Linked DNA regions of Homo sapiens: all the other regions are linked to region 3. The links are chromatin loops, found by intact Hi-C in ENCODE. Cell type or tissue: chondrocyte. All regions are shown on one strand. Links, peaks and the distances in the headings refer to the core of each region. The heading gives the core; the rest is flanking DNA. Region 1 overlaps FAT3 (FAT atypical cadherin 3). Region 2 overlaps FAT3 (FAT atypical cadherin 3). Region 3 holds the start of FAT3 (FAT atypical cadherin 3).

Region 1 (6,835 bases), core at 1,175-6,174, 160 kb before region 3:
CATTATAATGAAAATGTAAAAACAGATAAGAAAATGCTGATGAGATGAGGTGTCTAAAATCAGCAAGAGGTAGCCAAGCGCAGTGGCTGATGTCTATAATCCCAGCACTTTGGTAGGCCGAGGCAGGTGGATCACCTCAGGCCAGGAGTTCAAGACCAGCCTGGCAAACATGGCAAAACTCCATCTCTTCTGAAAATATAAAAATTAGCTGGGTGTGGTGGTACACGCCTGTAATCCCAGCTACTTGGGAGGCTGAGGCACGAGAATCGCTAGAACCCAGGAGGCAGAGACTGCAGTGAGCCAAGATTGTGACACTGCACCCCAGCCTGGGCAACAGAGCAAGATTCTGTCTCAAAAATAAATAAAATAAAATAAGACTCTGTCTCAAAAATGAAATAAAATCAGCATGAGTCCACTTCTAGACTCTCTACCTACGGACACTTGGAAACACCAGCCCATTTCCTGGGATGCCAGATAACTCAAACATAGCTACAGCATTTAAAGATGTACCGTAATTTAAATGCTTAAAAGGTCTCTTCCTGACTGTAGAAAGAGAAGTAATTGAAAAGAAATAGAAAGAGCTGATGCTTGGTGCTGCTTTCTTATAGGAGTAATACTATGATGCAATTTTCAAGTGAAAACATTCACATTCAATCTCTGCCTTTAGCATAGGGAGGAGGCATTAGGTGTGCCCATGCTGTGCTGTGCAGTCAGGAGCTGGCACATCCTCTCTCTGCTCTTTCTTTTGGTTGTCTGCGGAAATCTGGGTCACTTAATCACATGACTGACCCACATTTACAGAAACCCAGCCTTCCCATCCTATTAGAAAAACAGCAGCTCCGTGGAAGCAAGCTTTATGAATAACTAAATTTACAGATAAGCTTGCTTTAATTAGCTAGAGAAGAGGAGCCCCACTCCTTCTTCCAGACAAAGCCAATACTGATTTCTCTACATCTTGGCACATCTGTAAACAGCTCCTGGTCTCTTCCACTGCACTGATTAGTCTCCTTTAAATTCCTTTTGAATGTAATTAATTTGCTTCTCCCACTTTTTTAACCCGTACATCAGGAAGCACATTAGCTGAGCCTTTGAAACATCAGTCTTCCAGGGATGATAGCAGTGCATGATCTCCCTGATGCTGACTACTCTGGCTTCTGTATGTGCTGAAATTTGGTTTGCTTTAGATTTTCACAATGAATCAACACATCATGGGGCAAAGGGCTGGGGGAGGAATTTGCTTAAAGAAGTTATGAGTCAAAGTTCTTTTCTGTGGTCTCATGGACAGAATTCCAAGACACATCTATTTTCTTCCCTTTTTCTAAAAAGAAACTCGATGAGAAATATAATTTTGTCATTCAAATGTGCTCAAAGAATTTTCCCTTCTCTTTAGGGTAACAACTCTCTACCTGTTTCCTCTCCAATACACAAGAAGAACAGACACACTTATTAAGGCTTCTTAGCAGTAGTGAGGGTGGTCTGACTCAAAATGAGATGGTATGAAGTGACCACTTTGAAGCCTTCAGATTTATACAGGGAAATGCCCCTCTCTGCACTGCTCCCAAAAAAAATCACTGCTTGAGGGTGAATGACCACCCGCTTCCCATCACACAAAGAAGGAGGCTAGTATTAATGACTTACCACACTTAAGTCTGCACATGTTCCTTTGGGGAGGGGAAACCTCCCTGGAAAATCCACATGGATTTCTTTGCTGAGCTTTAGAGACTACTGTGAAATATATCCTATAATCTCAGGATTCCAGATGAAATAACCAAAAAAAAAATTGTGGGTTCAAATTTATATCTTTGGATTAGCAGGAAAAGGAATATCACACCAAATTAAATCTCATTTTTCTTTTCCTTTTTAAATTTTATTTTCCTTTCTCTCTCTCTCACTCTTTTTAATTCTTTCCTTTTAAAAAAAATGAAATGTGTTTGCTGAACTGGTACATCAGGGTAATTCTGCAAATCTGGCATATCTGGATGTCAGCAAGGCATTTGACAAAATCTCTCATGAGATCCTGGAGGATAAGACAGGAAAAATGTGGGCCAAATGACAAGCCAAAGAAAGGGGTTTAAAACGGATTGAATTTCAGTATTCATAAGGCAGAGTGTCAACTTGGAGAGAAGTCTCCAGTGGCTTGCCTCAGGGCTCTGATTCACTCTTGTATCCATCAACATTTTTCCTAATGGCTGGGATTAGGTCATGGCCTTCTAGCCAAATGTTCACATGCTTCAAAACTGGGAGGGAAAACAAATACACTGTGGGACAAAATCAGGCCCAAAATGATTTCAGGGGCTAGAACAGTGGTTCTTAAACTGTGGTCTGCACATCACCTACATTAGAATCATCTGGAATGCTGGTGCCTGACCCAGCAGTCCCATTACTGGGTATATACCCAAAGGAGTATAATTCATTCTATTATAAAGATACACACACATGTATGTTCATTGCAGCAGTATTCACAATAGCAAGGACATAGATTCAACCTAAACGTCCATCAGTGACAGACTGGATAAAGAAAATGTGGTACATATATACCATGGAATCCCATGCAGCCATAAAATGGAACGAGATCATGTCCTGTGCAGGGACATCAATGGAGTTAGAAGCCATTATCCTTAGCAAACTAATGCAGGAACAAAAAACCAAACACTGCATATTCTCACTTATAAGCAGGAGGTGAACAATGAGAACACATGGACACATGGTGGGGAACGACACACACTGAGGCTTGTAGGCAGGGGCTGGGGGTAGGGAGAGCATCGGGAAGAATAGCGAATGGATGCTGAGCTTAATACTTAGGTCATGGAATGATCTGTGCAGCAAACCACCATGGCACACATTTACCTATGTAACAAACCTGCACATCCCACACATGTACCCATGAACTTAAAATAAAATTTGAAGAAAATAAAAATTTTAAAAAGGCAGAAGCCTGGCCTACCCATACCTGCTGACTCCATGCGGACCACTCTTTAAGACAGATTGAACTGGAACACAATCACATCCTTCTCTATACACACATGGAAAAAGTCATAGAACTGTAGATATCTCAAGATTAGCAAAACCTGAAAGTTGTTTCTTTTTTTTCTAAGTATCTTTTGAAAGGAATCCAAGCTGGAGGCTGATGGGTATCTAGATGGTGGCAGAAGGATTAAAGCCAAGTGACACTCAGGTAGGATGGAGGAATGTTCCAGATCTACCTTTAGGGGTCCCTCTTACGAGGCAGGATCTCATAATGATCTCCCGTCAGGAAAGGAAAGGTTTTGTTAGAGGTGCCTTCCTGGGAGACAGCGCCTCAGCAGGTGATTCCATTAGCTTTGTCACTTTAATAACAACCAGATTTACCAAATGAAAACTGTACAAAATATTGAACAAAAAACAATATAGATATTGCTTATTCCTGAAAATGACACTCCAGCTGACCCCCCACTAGGAGTTTCTGTGAATTTTATATTTTAAACACCAATTCTGAAATCCACTTCTAAGGGCCAGTTTAAGACTCACGCAACTTTCAAATTTGAGGAAATTAAAAATACATGTGAAGCCATGTCTTTTTACTATTAAATACTGACAGTTGATATTAAAATCCGGAATCAAAGGAAAATCCAGCTCCTGCCCCTTAACATGAAGCATTTTCATGAGGTCTCTCTCTCCTAACATAATATGCAATTGATTTGAGCCAGAGTTCAATTTTCTCCTTGATATCCTGGCATTTTATGAGATTTAGCCCTCTGAAAGTAACTTTAATGCAGCAATGAAGAACCAACAAAAACTCTTGAAGCAAAAATCCTGCTGAAAGGACAAAAACTACCCACCAATGTTTGAGAAAAAGACATCTCATATTTCCTTCATTTTCTTTTTAACACCTGGTACACTCATCGTCTCATAAATATTCAATCAACATTTCAAAAATATTTCCCTTTAAGAAAAAAAGGAAGTACTTAAAATAGGATAGTAATTAATAATTTTTTCATTTTTCCTGGACTGTTAATATAATTCACCAAAAAATCCCAAATTTTAAAATGAAAAAGTTAATTGAATAATTATATTTTAACTACCTATATACCTGCTTAAACAAAAATATATCTATTTATTTCTTAAAAGTCAGATCAAAGGTGTTTCGGAAGGAAGGATAATTAATGTTACGTTTTACAACAGGCTAAATTTGAAAACAAATGTGAATGCACCCACCACATGGAAGGAGTGGTGAAAAAAAAGTGGTGAAAAAAGATTTCACTCTTGTCACCCAGGCTAGAGTGCAATGGCGTGATCTTGGCTCATTGCAACCTCCGCCTCCCATGTTCGAGCAATTCTCATGCCTCAGCCTCCCAAGTAGCTAGGAGTACAGGTATATGCCACCATACCCAGCTAATTTTTGTATTTTAGGAGAGACAGGGTTTCACCATGTTGGCTAGGCTAGACTCAAACTCCTGACCGACCTCAAGTGATCCACCTGCCTCGGCCTCCCTAAACGCTGGGATTACAGGCGTGAGCCACTGCACCTGGCCCAACTCCTAGATATATAAGAATATAAAAGAAGTTCCAGTGCCTAAGTTCTTACTTTCTCTTTTAACATCTGGATAAATGAGTCATTGGATAAATGAGTCAAGTTGCATCTCATTCTTAATATGGCTATAATCTATTCTTATAAAAACAAAAACAAAAGAGAGGAAACAGACTGGTCATTGCCAGGGAATGAGGGGAGGCAGAATGAGGAGTGATAGTTTAATGGGTATGGGTGATGGTAGGGTGATGAAAATGTTTTGGAACTAAATAGAGGTAGTAGTTGTACAACACTGTGAATGTAATAAATGCCACTGAAAGGTACACTTTAAAATGGGGAATTTTATACTATGTGAGTTTGACCTTAATAGAACAAAAACAAAACCAGAATTCTAAGGTTTCTCCAAAGACTTTATCCCATCAGAAGCTCACTCACATAGAGAAGTTAACTGAGGGTATAAGGGTGAAAAATGGGAGTCTATATTCCAGCACCCACTCATAGAAATGTGATCCCATATCCTTCCCAAACTATAAAAGAATTCTAGCTGCTAAACCAAAGACTGAAGTGTCACCAAGAGGTAATCTCTCACTAGAGAGCTGGCCTGAGGGTGAGGGGAAATGATTTGCCTCAGCTCTATAAAGCAAGCTAAATTGTGTTGGCTGTGTATTATCTCTGAAGTGTGGATAATTATGCCTCACAGTGTTACTATGAAGGACACATGGGCACCGCCTCATGTGATGGAGCACAGTCAACATGGTTTCTTTGAGGGCGTTCAAACAAAAACAAAAGAAACATCTGTATAAACTACAATGGACAGATCAAGCTGACAGCCAAGTCTTGTTGTCTTGGAAGAGGAAGACAGGGCAGGCATACAGAACTGATTAAAGACCACAAAGCACTGAGAACCACAGAGCAAGTGGAATTTCACATACGAGGTCCAAAGTGTTCACTCCAAGCATTAGCAAGAGGCACAAGGAATGTCAAAGGTCAACTGCAAATGGGAATCTTGAAGGTGGGAGACACTCAGTCATGTGGTGAGTACATTCGCATTCGTTTTCAAATTTAACCTTCCTCACACAAAATCCCTGTTATAAAACGTAACATCAATTATCCTTCATTGAACACACACACACACACACACACACACACACACACACACGAATCAGTTTGCATGATGGCATTCTGACTCAACGACATCATCAAGCAAGAGAACTATCCATCCTGTCTCTCACGGTTACTTCCTCCAAACATTCTTCCAGCTCAGAACCTAACCAGTCCCTTTAGGTTGATTTTTTACCTCATCTACCTCACAGCCACTCTGGGATATCAGTCTTCCAGACTATGGCCTGATTCCTTGTTGACCTTCTTCTGTACTTATTTGGATAGAATGAAGAAACCAAAATTCTTCCACTCCAAAGACCCTGTTCTAGTAATTTCAGCAATTCTGAAACAGTGACAAACATAAAGTTCAAACCCAAATGTAAAAAGATGGATTTTTCACCCTAGTACTTAATGATGTTTTTGATCACATCTCTGAAGACTGCTCCTGACTGTGAAGAGATGAGTACGCCAAATCCAAGATAACCCACAAATATTGGTCTCACTTGTTCATAAGAGCCTCCAGCTGTCAGAAAATGAATTGTCCCAGTCCAAGGTTTAAGTCATTTTGTCTTCTCATCTACAATCCAACAGTGATTTTGGTGGAGGCAGGGACAGAATCATCTGCTTTGGTCTGGCTTACCTTAGAACTGCCTGGTATAGATAGAAAAGATGCTTTCCTGCTCATCATCATGGGGGCCTTTTTCCTGGTCCAGTCAAAAAAGATAACTCCATCAAAAGTAACTTCTGCTACCTTCCAGAAGAGAAACAAAGCTATGGCTTGGCAAATACAGAAATGTTTGACACTTTAATGCTTTTGTGGTTCAAATTTATGAATGTATTTTGGATCGAGAAAAGTGAAATAAATATATAAGAATCTAGGCAATGTGCTTTGTGCTATATGTAAAATAACTCACTTATTATAAAGCACAAAATCACTTGTGGAACAAGCTTAAAACTTGGTTTTCCAAGCTGAAGGAGGAAAACAGAATATTTTTAAAGAGGTTGGAAAAGTGTTTCTTACAGAAAGCATATGGAGAGAGGAGTGGCAGGGGGTATGATGACAAGGCCAAAGATCTAAATGGGAAAAACACTGCTATTGTCTGAACGTTTTGTGCACCCAAATTTCCTATGTTGAATTCGTAACCCCCAAGGTGATAATATTAGGAAGTAGGGCCTTTGGAAAGTGATTAGATCACAGGGCAGCAGTCCTCAGTAATGGGATTAGTG
Region 2 (6,835 bases), core at 179-5,178, 660 kb before region 3:
GGCAGCAAATCCAATGCCAGTCCTCCTGAAAGGCAGGATAGGTCATGATTGCTGAGTCATAAAGTCACCCCTCATGACTCAGCAAAATCAATTTAGGAAGGCAGTGGCTCATCAAGCTCTTGCTAATTTATCGTTAACAACTCCCAAAGGCTCTCAGAGGAAGACCTCACTATTTCCGGGGATAATTATTTGTTGGTCAGTCATGCTGCTCTGAACCAAATGCCAGTGATAGAGGATAACCTTTGCAGGGTTGATGGCTTCACGGTCACATAATGCCACTGACAGCCCAGAACGACCCAAGGCCTAGCTCCCACCAGTAAAGTGTGGACAGAAGTCAGCATTTGGCCTCTCGAATAATTAGAATAGAGAAGGAGATATCTGTGGTCTATATGGGTTGCCTTAATGCTCAGTACAAAGGCTTGTGGAGAGGTGATCAGGCTTAAAACCAATTTGATGAAAGTTCCTAACACCACCTGCCTCATTTGGGACCAACTTGGAAGGTTAACCCTAAAAGGGCAAGAGTGTGATCCTCAGGGTGCACACAGCAGAGCCCATGAGAACAGTTAACCAGGCATCATTGTTGGAGCTGCTGCCTGGACTCTGGACTCTATATTCTTAGGTATTTCTATATAAAGTGCAAACTAGCCACAGCTTTTCTTCTGGCTAGGGAGGAGGAAAAGAGGATACATCAAGGCAGACAGATCTGGGAGTGTGTCTTTGACCTTCCGATAATGGTCAGAAAAAGTCCACTGTTAGGTGATTTGTTGTCCCAGTAGATAGATACACTGAAGGCATCTGCACTTCTCAGAAGTGCCATCATTTGAAAGTGGTGATGAAAATAGGCTCTTTTACTTCCATGATTGCTTCTATGGTCTTGGAGCTCACCTGTTTCTGTATTTGCCTTGAAGACAAGGGCTATGCCTTTCTCATTTTGTACTCTGGGAAAAGGACTCAGCACATGCAAAAAATTCAGCAAGGATTTATAGATTGAATGATTACATAAATTAATAAGTATCCATTTGTTGCTAGTTGCTGACAAATGGGAAAATGACCTAAGGTAAGGCTGCTTGTCTCTGTGGATGACTGTTTGAAATTATTCTTAGTTTACCCAGCACGTTGAAAACACTCACTGTTTTATGACTGTTCCTGCTTCCCTCCCCTGCCCTGGGGAGAACAACCCATCCTCCGAAGCTGGTTCCTCAGCTCAGAAAACCCAGTCCAACATTAGCACCCTCTCCATAAGCATAAGTTCACAAGAGGTAGAGGTAGCAGCTTTGGAGTGTCAACAAAGTCTGTGAACCACGAGAAATTGCATGCAACATTTTGGGTGTATGTGCATTTTTCTAAGGAGCTGCTTCACAGTTTTTAATAAATTCTCCAACAGCCCATAACCCAAATGATTACAAGGGGGATTCAATTGAATGAAGATTCCACTGGTTCTATAAGAAGGTTTTTGTCTCTGAACTAATTTCTAATGACGGGGATGTTGGATGTACAGTGAAGAGGGAAGAGATCATTGGTAAAATAAAAAAAGAAAGAAATTACTCTGTCTGCTAGAGAATATCATTTGGGATGAAGTAGTTCCACCACAAACCAAATAAAAGAGGACTCACTACTGGAGGCCCAGGGTAACTACATCAACCCCTGATACAGATCTCTGGGCCTGCTCACAGCTACAGCTCAATGGGGGCTCCTTTGGCAATGACACCCAACAATGGAGTAAACCAGGGACCTGGTGAACACGCTCAAAAGCCCATGAACAGGTTGAGAAACAAAGCCAGTTGCACCACCCTCCTCCCAACCATGGTCTTCCAGAACAGGAAGCAGAACCCACCCGCTCCGAACAAATCTGATGACTTCTTACCATTGTCGTCACCAGAATCTGACTGGAAGGAGCTGAGGGACTGAACTTCAGAGTTGCTGCCTTTATTACTACCTGCAAAGCAGGTCACTTCTCCCGGGTCATCAACCCCTTTGTCTTCATGGACAGTGAAAGAGAAAGCAGAAATTACACTGGTTACCTTGTGCCTATTTCCAGTCCCACCCACCCCTCTCAGCTAGTTCACTTCTCGAGGCACTTTCATTTGCTTAGAGAAAATAATTTAGCTCCACAGTAGAAAATTGACTGTGCCACTGGGGGCAAAGTTCTGTCAATCAAGTGATTTACATTATGGATTCGAAACCCTTAGCCCATAGTAAATGAGCTTCCAAACAGCTGACAGCCAAAAGTGGCTGTTTCTTCCTCGAAGTGAAGCAACTGAGTGAAGAGTGAAATGAGGATGAAGTGGCTGCATTGCTCTTTGCCATTCAGAGTTAATTTACATCATTTACATGAACTGATGAGGTGTCAACACCAGGTTAAATGAGATAACTTTTAAAATGGGGTATAAATATTTTATAGGCAAGAATGCCTTTACATTTATCCTAACTTCCATCTCTGGACAGTAAGTGGAATTTTCAGCTTTGCCTCCTAGAGGGCAGCATTGTATCATTTTTGGGAGTGACCATGTTCTGCACCCTGTGTCAGGTAGGAGGGCTGGCAGTGGTGTGGATATGCCCTTAACCACATATGTCCTCCTTCTTTACCGTACAAAGACAGTCAGAAACACACAGATGCACATGCGTGCACACACACACACACACACACACCAGGGCTACTTTCTTATTTGATGGACTAAAGGAAGCAATAAAAACAGCCTATATCTTGAGGTTGCCAAGTGCAAAATGAATTAGTAGCCCAGAAATTGTCTCACCAGCTAACTCTGCCTTGCTTAACAAAGAAGGAAATGTATTCAATACAACCCAACAATACTTTGGGGGGAAATGTGAGTTTTGGCCTGAGGTGAATTCTGGAAATAAAGCTGTCACATCAGCAAGGAGTGAGGGCAGTGATCACCAGGAAGAGCTGCAAATCATCATGTAACGCAATGGTACAAAGAGATACAGACTTGTGATTAAAGGAACATTTGTTCCTCTCCGTGGCCACAGAAATCACGTTTCTTCCAAAAAGGGTGGTGTCAGGAACAGGCATGGTGGCTCTGCATCTGCTGTCAGAGGCTGAGGCCACAGGAGTTGGCTAAACGACCGATGTAAGTGGAGAGATATGCCAGGGAGACATTCACCTCCTAACAGCCATGTTGCAGAAAATATGACGATGAGCTTCAGAAAACCACAAGGTGTGCACAAGCTTAGCCCTGAACACAAGGAAGGAAATGACAAATAATCCACTCTGGTGAATGAAGTGCTGAGCATAAAACTCCTTTCTCCACTCCTTCATTTATTAACTCCCCCCTTTTTTATTGCTAAATAAAAAAGAGCCTATTAGCTAGTGGATTGGCAAGATTATAGTGGAGTCTAACTCAACAGATAATTTGAGAGGGAGTATATTTATGGCTGAAATTCAAGGGCAACTGCTTAAAATACATGTGTCTACAGAAAGACAATCAGCAGATAGCAAGTTGGGGCAGCACTAGAATAGAAAGAATTCATTCTTGGCCCTCTGTTATCACCAAGAAATCCTCTTCCTCTAATACCGCTCACCCTCCTTCCTGCCAAAGCTCCCAAGAACAGTGCTGGTAAGAGCACAGGTTTTAATCCTAACTTCTCCTTTTGCTAGTTAGGTGCCTTCAGGTGCGTATTTCACCCATTGAAGGGAGTTTTTTCCTCCGTGGAATGATGGCCTGGTAATGGTACCAACATGGGGGCACTATGATGGTTTAAGGAGATGATGCAACACACAGCAGTGTGCTTCACATTCACCTGCTGCCCTGACTTTCTCATCAAACCTCTTGGTTCTCAACCCTTGCATTCTGGCTTCTGCCTTGATGGCTCTACTGAGAAGCTCTTGAGATGCTGACTCCTCTCGTCATCAGGCTCACTATACATCTATTTTAGCCTGTGTCCTCCTTGGCGGTTTCACAGCATTCAACACTGATGACCTTACTGACATTCTCTTGGCTTCTGCACAAGGGTCCTCTCCTTTTCCCTCCTCTTTCTTTGTTGGCAAGTGTTTGTCTCCTTGCCTGGCTTCTCCCCTTCTGCCCAAAGCCCACATGTAGTCATCTCCAGGGTTCTTTTGGAGGCCTGGTTTGACCATCCTCTCTGTTCTTGTTCCCTTGGTGAGTTCACCCTCCTACAGAGTCCACCATCCTACATGCAGATGTTGTTCAAACTTTCACTTCTAACCTTGACCTCTCACCTGAACAACAGAGCCAGACATCTCTCGGGTAACCCTTTACTTGTCCTCTACACTGAGCTGCTTCCTGTTCCTGGGAGGGCATCTCCAAAGTGTCCTACTGAAATCTTACTCATGCTTAAAGATATCAGTAGGAATATCCCCTTCCTCCATGAAGAAAACCTTTATCTCCCTGGCTGCCCATGGTCTCTAGCTCCATCTGAAAACTTCCTGTTTCCTCCTTCTCCCTCAGCATATGCCACAGTGCTATAACCATAGCCTTCTAGGCTACCTAGGACACAGCTGCTACTGCGATACAAAGCCATTTGTCCTGATGAAGTTATAGGTTACAGCAAAGCTTCCTTTAGTCTCCTTGTGATGGACACTACAGCAGGGAAAACAATCTCTCACAGAGATGTTCACAGAGAGTACCTTACTGGCCCTCTGCTTTCTTCCCTTTTTGGGAAGAAAGCCTGTTCAATTTCTTCTCCTAGGATCAGCCAGAGCCAGCTTTAAAAAATGTAAATTATCATGCCAGTCACTTACTTAAAAACCTGCAATAGTGCTGCTGTTAAAATGTATCCGTTCTCTGGTGCTCAGCAAGCTCCAACTGCACCGACCTCCTCTGTGTTCTTCTACACACCAAGCTCCTTCCCACCCCAGGACTTTTGCACCTGTGGCTCTTCCCTGTGCCTAGAATGTTGCTGTGTGAGGCCAAGTGAAGAGGCAAACACCTCCATCTGGCCCAGACCACCTTTCTGCCTTGTGGATCCCCCTCTTGTTTCATGGTCTCTACATTCCAGCCAAGAAGAAATGACTTGCTTTTCTTCTGATCACATGGGTCCCCCTACGGTGGAATATCCTCCTTTCCCCAGACTCTTTAACTCATCATGGTCCAATTGAAGTGTCCCTCTGCTTCTCTCAAGTCTTCATTCTAAGACTGGAAATACTCTCTTCTTCCAGCCTTCCAGAGCACACTTCTGGACATCACTCAAGTGGCTTTTTGCACTTTGTACATAGGCCCAGACACACACACACTATTATAATTTATACACAATAACTAGTATACTTTCTTCTTTTCTTTTGCACTTTGACCAGTGGCCCGCTATTGTGAGAAGAGGATGGGTTTTGGAGCCTGGAAGACTTGAGTTGGGGTACTGACTGCCTCTTACTAGCTGCCTCACCTTGGGCTCATGATGTTACCCTCTCTGAGCTTCATTTCTCCCATCTGTAAATGGGAACCAGAACCAGGACAATTTTCCAGAGCTGGTGTGCACATTCGACATCAGCACATGTCATAGCGAATGCTCTGCATGCGGGGTCTCTCTCCCTTCCCGTAGCGTCCTCGCACAGCGCCCCTGCAGGTTCCCTGTAAGCACCGAGGGGTGAGCATTACCACTTCCTACTCACTCTCAGTTCCCGCGTCCCAGCCATTCTTCCGGATGGAGTCGCAGTCGGAGCGGCAGGGTGACACGGCGGGGAGGTTGGGGGCCACACTGCACACGACCACGCCCCGCCGGGCTGTCAGGATGCGGGGCGACTCAGGGTGAAACGTGGTCATTTCCTGGTGCTCGCCTCCCAGCCCGTCCACGATCTTATCCAGGTTGCTCCTGGAGTCACTCTGGAAGCAGGGTGTGTAGGCCATGGGGCGCACGGGGACCTGCGGGGGCCCCACCTCCTGGTAGACGTTGCGGCCGTCCCCACTGCCGCGCAGGTTCCGGAACGGGATGCCATTGCTCTTGTTAAGCAGGGCGGCGGTGGCCGGGTCCTGCACTAGCGTGATGTTGTTGCGGGAGTAGTTCTTGCGGAAGACCTTCTTGCGGAAGACTATGAAGAGAACCACCAGGATGAAGATGACGAAGAGGACCACGGCGATGCCGATGAGCTCCTCCTTCCCCACGTAGGAGTGGCCAGCCTGGATATTGGGTACCACCACGGGGCGCAGCCCGCAGTACTGGCCCACGTAGCCCGGCGTGCAGTTGCAGAGGAAGGAGCCGAACACGTTCACGCAGGAGCCTCCGTTCTCACACTCCTCTCGTTCGCACTCATTGATGTCCTCCTCACACCTGCGGCGACACAGAAGCCCCTCCCCACCGTCAGGACCAGTGCACACACGTTGGTATACGGGAACTCGAGAAAACACAGACATCTTTAAAAGAAAACGATGCACCTAAAGGGTACAGATGAAGCAGGACAAAGATGGTTGGTGGGGGGGGGGAGGGGGAGTTAATTTAGGCATTTCTGTGGCCACTGTGGTCCCCAAGTCATCACCTTGCCTTAAGGTGTTCCTCCCAACCCAATCTCTCCCAGGTCTTCCTTTCCTACCTGGGTTGGGGGAAAGGAAGAGACTGAGGTGGGAGAGGAGAGGAGGAGAAAGAGAAAGAATAACAGATGCTATTGAAAAGGTACTGGACTCCAAATCCGCGGGAGCAGATGCATCTCAGAATTTAAAATTGTGCAGTTTTAGCAAGGACATGCAGCACATATCTTTCACATTATGTAAAATACTCCTCCCCCTCACAGAAATTGGTGCTGGCCGTAGTATCCCATAATCAAAAATACCAGTGTTTCTGCAGTGAAACATATGGATATTCACACTAAATGAGAGAAATAAAGAGTAGAAAGAGCCTCAAAACAGTTTTGAACAGGTTTTGCCACCAA
Region 3 (6,835 bases), core at 546-5,545:
CCTGGTAATTGCCTACTTCTTTCTATTTGACATAATTCATCAGCCAGATTAGCTAAGGTCATTCAGGATCGTATGAAGAAGAAAGCAGGGATGATAACATAACCTGACACATCAAAATGTTCTTCTGTGAGCAGCCTGAAGAGCCATAGCTTTACAAAGGCTGTGGGCTAGCAAAATAACCGTATAGCATACAGGTCAGTGGGTATCCACTGTTTATTGCTACTCATTTCATTTTTGAGTAGCTCAGCACAACTGTAATTGCTAGTTAACAGACAGACTGGGTCCTATTAAAAAAATCCCCAAAATGACTCCGCCAGAGACCAGAATAAATAAAATTTGAAAGAAAGATTTCTAAAAGGCTTGAGAGCCAGTCGCTGGTCAACAAACCCTGGCTGTGAAAATCCTGCAGCCACAAGAGATGGAGCCAGCCCAGCAGCTGACTGATTTCTGATCTCTGAGCCAGCTGCCTTTCATGTGGAGTTCTCTGTGTGATTCAGATGATATGAAGACATTATAACTGGACAGTTCTGGGAACTTTCTCATCCCAGTGCACTGTGCACAGAAACTGGCCCCAGCATCACTCATTGTTCAAGTTCCAAAAAGGCAACAACTGAGATTCATGATTGAATATCAACATTCGGTTTAATTCTAAGAGACAACTTTTCTCCTTGTAAAATGTTAAAAAAAAAATAAAAAAAACTTCCCCCACTCCAACCCTATTAAATAAGAAGCACATCAAAGTGCTAAAGTTATTATGCTTTTTTTTTGTCTTTGTCTCTTAGAGCCCTGGTTTCCTTGGCTGTTCCTTATTCTCTCACTGTTCAATTGCTCCAATTTAGGAATAAAGAAAAAAAAAAAAAAGAAGAAGAAAGAAAAAAAGCAGAAGCAGTTGGCTTTGTGCAATTTCTAGGATTCTGAAGAATCTCAGTCTCTCAAATCTCTTCTCTCTTCTCTCCTCCATCCCCTCCTCCCTTCCTTTCCTTCTCAGATTCAAATCTCCACGTCACACCAGAACATCATTCAAGCATTCAGTAAATGTGAAGAGAAGTTCAGTGTCTGCTGGTGGAGAAGAAATCTGGGCTCTGTTTGATCGATACTGAGATGTGGGCACCTCGGTCCTCAATTCCTAGATGGCGGGCTTCCCCTTTCCACCACCTGAGTTTGCCGCCTGGATCCAGGCAAAGTCGTCTGCAGTCTTTCTGGCCGCTTCTCTGTCTCTCTGCTTTTATTTTAACTTAGCCTGGGCACAATCAGAGAATCTAATCCTAGCAACAAAGCCAGGAGCACAAATCCACCGTGATGAACTGGTAGGCCTGCTCCCCCGCCCCTTCCTCCCACTACCCCGGACTCGCCTTTGAAAAGACTAGCGTCGGGGCCAGAAAATTAATATGTCCGAGGCAAGTGGGAGAAAAGCGGCAGAAAACAAGTGGCCACGAGTGGTTTGGGTTTTGTTGCTGTTCATGTGTATCTTTTAAACATTAAGGACCCACGCACAGGAACCCCAGCCGCTCAAGCCCCGGGTGGGCGCGTCGCACCTCCCCAGGCACTGCCCAGACAGCTCGCCCCCTCCCCCTGGGCGCCCTCCCTAGTCTGGCTGGGGCCGGGGCGGGTTGGGGGAGGTTCTCGCGGGTTTGTCTGACACTTGTAAATGGAAGTGGGATCCAACTTGGAAAACAAACGCGCCAGAGTCTGGGGGCGGAGAGGAGCGGGAGGAGGGGAGAGGGGGGAAAAAGACTTCAATCATTACCGCGGTCCCAGCGTCCCTCCCTCCCGCCGCGGCTGCTGCAGGTTCGCCCAAACCCGAAGCTGAGTCCCATTGGGCGCGCGGCGGCGGCGGGATGGAGCTGGAGCTCCCGGCCGAGGCGCTAGGAGTCCACCAGATTCCGCGTGCCAGAGCCACCGGCCGCCCACGCTCCGGGCCGCAGGCGCCACTCCCTCCCGGGAGCCCCTCCTAGTCCTTCACGGAGACCTCGCAGGGTCTCCGCAGCCTCCCCGCCCCCGACGTCCATTCCGGGGACCCCTCTCCACCGCCTGGTTTGAGCCCATTATTCCAGCGAGCTGCAGCCTCAGGATGTCACCGCCAGCACACCCACACCCCGGGAGCACCCCTGTTCCTCTCATCCCGAGCAACCCAAGCGGCTCTCTTAGCTCGCAGCCAAACTCCGGCCACCCCTGCATCCTTGCCCCAAGCACGCCCCCGCCACCCCCCGCCCACAAGAGGAGAACGGTGGAAAGTGAATAAAAGTTGCTTTCCGCAAAGCCCAATCATGTTCAATGTTAAACCATCTCGGAAAGCACATGTGACAAAAGTCAACGAGAGAGGAGAGGAGGGAATTCAGATCACAGCACAGCTAAAAATATCCGGGCTCGCCATCATGCAAGCCGGGGGGCCAGATGCACTTTAGCTCAGCGACTCCCACTGGCGGAATCCTCGCGCTCACCGCGCGCCGCGCCAAGATGGTCCAGGCCACCTCTACTGCCTCCCCGCCAGCGCCCCTCAGCCCCCTACACTTGCCCTGCACACACACTGGCCTGTAGAGGGGATTCGTCCCGAACCGCCCGGGAGTGGGGCCTGAGCTCGGAGCTGGTGCCCCTGGCGTTCTCGCCCCCAATCCGGAGACAGCTCCTCCGCACTCCTGGGGATGGTCAGACCCGCGCTGCTTTCTTTTCAAAGACAAGCAGCCTTCCCACACGCCCGCCAAAAATCATGCACTCTCGCAAAGCATTCCGGTTCCCTCTCCTTGTCAAGATAGCAGGGACAGTCTCTGTCCCCAACCACTCCGTAAAGGATGTCGTCCCCAGTCGAAGAGCCGCCGCCGCCGTTCACTACATCTCACCCTGACCACAAGCCCCGCAAGCCCGAGTCAGGCGTGGGGAACGGACCCGCAGACTGGTAACCCTTTCCCTTTCCTAGCGAAAGTGGAGGCTGGGCTCCCTCTCTGCGCCGCGCCTCGCCTAGCGATGACCCAACTTGCACCTCGGGGTCCCCTAAGTGCATCATCCATCGGCATCTGAACATCCCCCACTGCGCCCGAGAGGCACCGGCTGCCAAGCAGGCTCGCCACCTGAACCTTCTCATCCACCTGCAGGGGCGGCTGGGAGCCGGGGATGGGTGCACTGATCCGCAACCCCCCTCGCAACCCCTCCCCAGATCCTCAGCCCCAAACTTGGCCAACTCTCCGTGTAAACCTCCCGGCTCCCGCCGCGGGGCCAAGCCACCCTCTTCTCCTGTTTGCAGCGGTAGCAACGGCGGCTCGGGGCTGCGCGGAGGTTGGAACTTTACAAGGTGAAAAGTTTCCCCCACGCGCTTCGTCGGCTCTCGCCTCCCCAGCCCACCTCGCAGCCCATTTGCACCCAGCAGCTGAGGCTGTGCTCCGGCAGGCGCGCTCCAGTCGGTGCACCAGGCAGCCAAATCATCACGCTACAAATCCCCACGCACCCTTGCCTCCGCTGGCGATCCACGGCTCTACGAGGCGCCTCCCCCGTGGTCTTCTTCACCCGGTGCTCGGCGCTCTTGCTCCGGGCGAGCCGGTCCCCCGGCTGCTGCCGCCGCAGCGCCCACCGCGCGCTAGCCGGGACTGAGGCCGCGAGCAGAAGCGCTCTGCGCTCGGGACGCCGCCGCCGCCGCCGCCGGGGGTTCGCAAGCGGAGGAGGGGAGCCGAGATGAAGAGAACAGCAGCGGGAGGAGAGGGACGGGAGGCGCGAGATCCCAATCCGCAGGCCAGTTCACAGCGCAGCCTGCGGGGAGGAGCGCCGGCTCTCCTGTCTGCTCCGAGCTGCAGCCGCCGCCGCTACTGCTCGCCGCCTGGCTGCTCCGGGCTCCCCATCACAGCCGACGCCGACGCACGGCCAAGCCCCTCTCCAGTCTCCCCCTCGCGCTTGTCTCTCGCAGTCTCCTCCTCCCAAACCGCGAGCGAAAAGGGCGAGGGGGAGAGGAGCCTCGGCGGCGGGGATGACTAGCGATCTAGGAGCGTGGCGCAGGGGAGAGGGGGCGCGCGGGAGGGGGCGGCGGAGGAGGCGCGGCGAACTGGAGGGCATTCCCGGCGCCGGGCCTGGAAGCGGCTAATTTTAGAGCTCGAGTCTTCCCTCAGCCCTCTGGGGCTCTAGGATGACACCAACGTACTTTCCTGCCGCGGGGAGAGCGTGGTGCTTGCTGGCTTGGGAGAGCTTTCGCACAGTGCATTGAGTCTCACCCGCACCACATCCCTGTGAAGACAGAGAACGCGTTACTCTCCTGGGACAAAGAGGAAACTGAGGCACATCGAGGTTAACATGGTTTATATAACGTCCCAAGGCTAGTTTGTAGTGTGAAGATTAAACCATCAAATGTCGTGCCTCTGGACTAAAAATGTGCCTCCCAGTGAGGGCTCCTACGACTTTCCTAAACATTGAGATCCTGGGGTCATCCGATTGCCTTGTGGAGGAGGGAACTAGACTAAGCAGCTAACGTGGTCCAATCTCTTCACTCTTCCTCTGCCCCCAATATGTTTTAAACATTTTTTTGTCTTAATGGAGGACAGGGACTCTGAAGGGGTGGATGATTGATTTGGAGCTTGATGATTGCATCTCCACCCTGTCAGCCCTCCTGGTCACTTCTGCAGCACCCACCCAAGTCCTAGGACCCCCTGACTGCACGCCCTCCGTTCTCACACTGCCCCGGTGGAGAGGGGACTCCACTCGTTCCCTGCTCTGTGTATCCTCACACTTTTGCCTTTCTTTTCCCCCCAGCAAAGAAGCAGCCTTAACCCTCTCCACTCGCCACCTACACACACACACACACACACACACACACACACACACACACACAGAGAGAGAGAGAGAGAGAGAGAGGAGAGAGAGAGCTCAACTCACATATGTCTCTAAGGCAAGCACAGCTGGCGCATTTCCTCCTATGCTCTCTATCGGGAACTTTCTCCCCAACTCTACCATTGGCACCAGGAGAAAGGGACCCCAGGACTGCAGATCTCTTCCCCAGAGGAAATCGTTACTTTTTTTTGAAACACGAAATTCTCTTTGGAGGGCGAAGTAGGGCTGCTTCTAGAGGGCTATGTGCTCAATCACTAGAGCAAGCGCTTTAAAATGCCGATTGAGTTTACCTTTCTGGCCTTCGCGCTCCCAGCCTGGGACCTCTGCCCTGTTCACAGTTACACAAAGGCCTCGCCACGCCCCACGGGTGGAAAGTTCCCCTTGAAAGCCTCCAGCAGCCTCGCTGCCTTGACTGCCACATAAAGCACCCGGCATGCTCTGGTCATTCCGCCCTGAGATTTTAATGTGAATACTAAGGAACGGTGACAGCTCCTCATACATCAGCTAATTCGGGGGTAATAAGCATGATGTTACCAAGGGCTTCATTGTCACGGAAGGCCAGAAGATAGGTCTGGAGTGAAGGAAACCACTAACAGAGCTAGGAAAACTTACCTGCTCTCCAAAATGTTAGCATCTGATTAATTTTATTCTGATTTTAGTTTTATTCAGCAACTTTCTAAGGCACTAAAAGTTTATTGTCATATAAATATGTCCCTGGCATGGCATTTTCCTTGTGACAGAATGCAGCTAACTTTGCATCAAAGGTTTTAAAGAATCAAGGTATTTCCCACCTGAGTGCCTGGCTCCTGCAACCAGGCACTTTGGGTAGAGTCGGCTGGTGGTGGTTTGGCCACTGGGATGCTCAAGGAAGGAGTGCTGGCAAGGAGGCCAGGCATCTTCTACCTTCTGCCTGGGAAGACTGCCAGGTGATTGGAGGAGTGGCCACTTCTGCTGCTGGTGTAGCTCCTGGATTTCAGCTTCCCCAAATGTTCTTTAATGCCTCAGAGGTGCCTTAGAGATAAGTAGAGAAATCTGTCTAAATTTCAGCCTCCCCATCCCTAGGCAGTACATACATAATAAAGTAAACAGTCTCTACTCCCAGGGCTGACATAAGCCATTATAGCCTGTGGGTAAGAGACTTCCTGCAAAAATAGTAGAGTGGTTTATCTAATGGGACACTCCTCTGGTCATTTTAGATTTGCATAGCATTTACTATTCATTGTGCTAATAATTCTGATTGTATAAGGGGACTGTATTTTTTTTTTTAAAGTGCCAGCCAGACACAGTGGCTCATGCCTGGAATCCTAGCACTTTGGGAGGCCAAGTCTGGATGACCACTTGGGGTCAGGAGTTCAAGACCAGCCTAGGCAACATATCAAGACTCCACCTCCTCAAAAATTAAAATTAGGCCAGTGTAGTGTCTACATATAGTGTCTCATGTCTTTAGACTCAGCTACTTGGGAGGCTGAAGCAGGAGAATCACTTGAGCCCAGGAGTTTCAGGTTACAGTGAGCTATGATTGCCGCATTACACTCCAGCATGGCTGATGGATTAAGACTCTTTCTTTAAAAAAAGGTGATGTGGCTCGGGGGAGGGGTGCCACTGTGTCACTACAGTGGAAGGCATAGAGTTGATAAAACAGTGAGCTTTATGAAAGTCAAGAATCTGTCATATTTACATTTCTATCCCTGCATAAAGCCTGGCACACTCAATAAATATTAGTACATATTCAATAAATATTCAAATAATTAACAAATGGTGAAAACTTGGGAATTTTTTTATCAGACCCAATGATTATTGTATGTAGGACATTGAAGTCCTCATAGGAAAGGAACCTATAAAAAATTGCAGATCTATAATAAAATCATATTACTTGCCATGTATCACAGCCTCCATACACCACTTCAGATCATCTGGGCCTTACCTGTTGCTTTTAGCCACCACAGGAACAGCCAGTTCTAAGTGGGCTCTAACCAGCTTCACACAGGTATAATCTGAAAGTGCTTTGCTCTGGGCTCCCCTTGCATCT

The links. Hi-C counts contacts between places; a loop is a spot of excess contacts. Peaks named below come from ENCODE experiments on the same cell type or tissue, not always from the same donor. Only the 100,000 strongest peaks of a DNase experiment are listed, where the experiment ranks them.
Region 1: a loop joins it to region 3, with 2.9 times the contacts of the local background. A loop is called at or near these places in 6 of 110 quality-filtered maps.
Region 2: it touches region 3 in a loop (3-fold over the local background); 40 of 110 quality-filtered maps call a loop at or near these places.

What each region holds. Positions count from the first base shown.
Region 1 is chr11:92,378,904-92,385,738 of GRCh38, reverse strand. The region is part of intron 2 of FAT3 (FAT atypical cadherin 3); the gene reads right to left. Among named protein-coding and RNA genes, the nearest start is that of FAT3, 160 kb to the right of the region's middle. In chondrocyte, for the core only: no CTCF peak of the experiment used is centred there; no DNase peak of the experiment used is centred there.
Region 2 is chr11:92,882,143-92,888,977 of GRCh38, reverse strand. It overlaps FAT3 (FAT atypical cadherin 3), which reads right to left. Exons shown (of 28, transcript NM_001367949.2): 24 at 5,585-6,240; 25 at 1,865-1,978. Among named protein-coding and RNA genes, the nearest start is that of LINC02746, 30 kb to the left of the region's middle. RefSeq lists an enhancer at 1-494 and a silencer at 2,321-2,615. In chondrocyte, for the core only: CTCF peaks have their summits at 2,277 and 2,480; no DNase peak of the experiment used is centred there.
Region 3 is chr11:92,221,779-92,228,613 of GRCh38, reverse strand. FAT3 (FAT atypical cadherin 3) reads right to left here and starts at 3,796. Exons shown (of 28, transcript NM_001367949.2): 1 at 3,440-3,796. RefSeq lists an enhancer at 1,380-2,237. In chondrocyte, for the core only: CTCF peaks have their summits at 2,437, 3,665 and 3,867; DNase peaks (open chromatin) are centred at 1,933, 3,133, 3,713, 3,953 and 4 weaker places.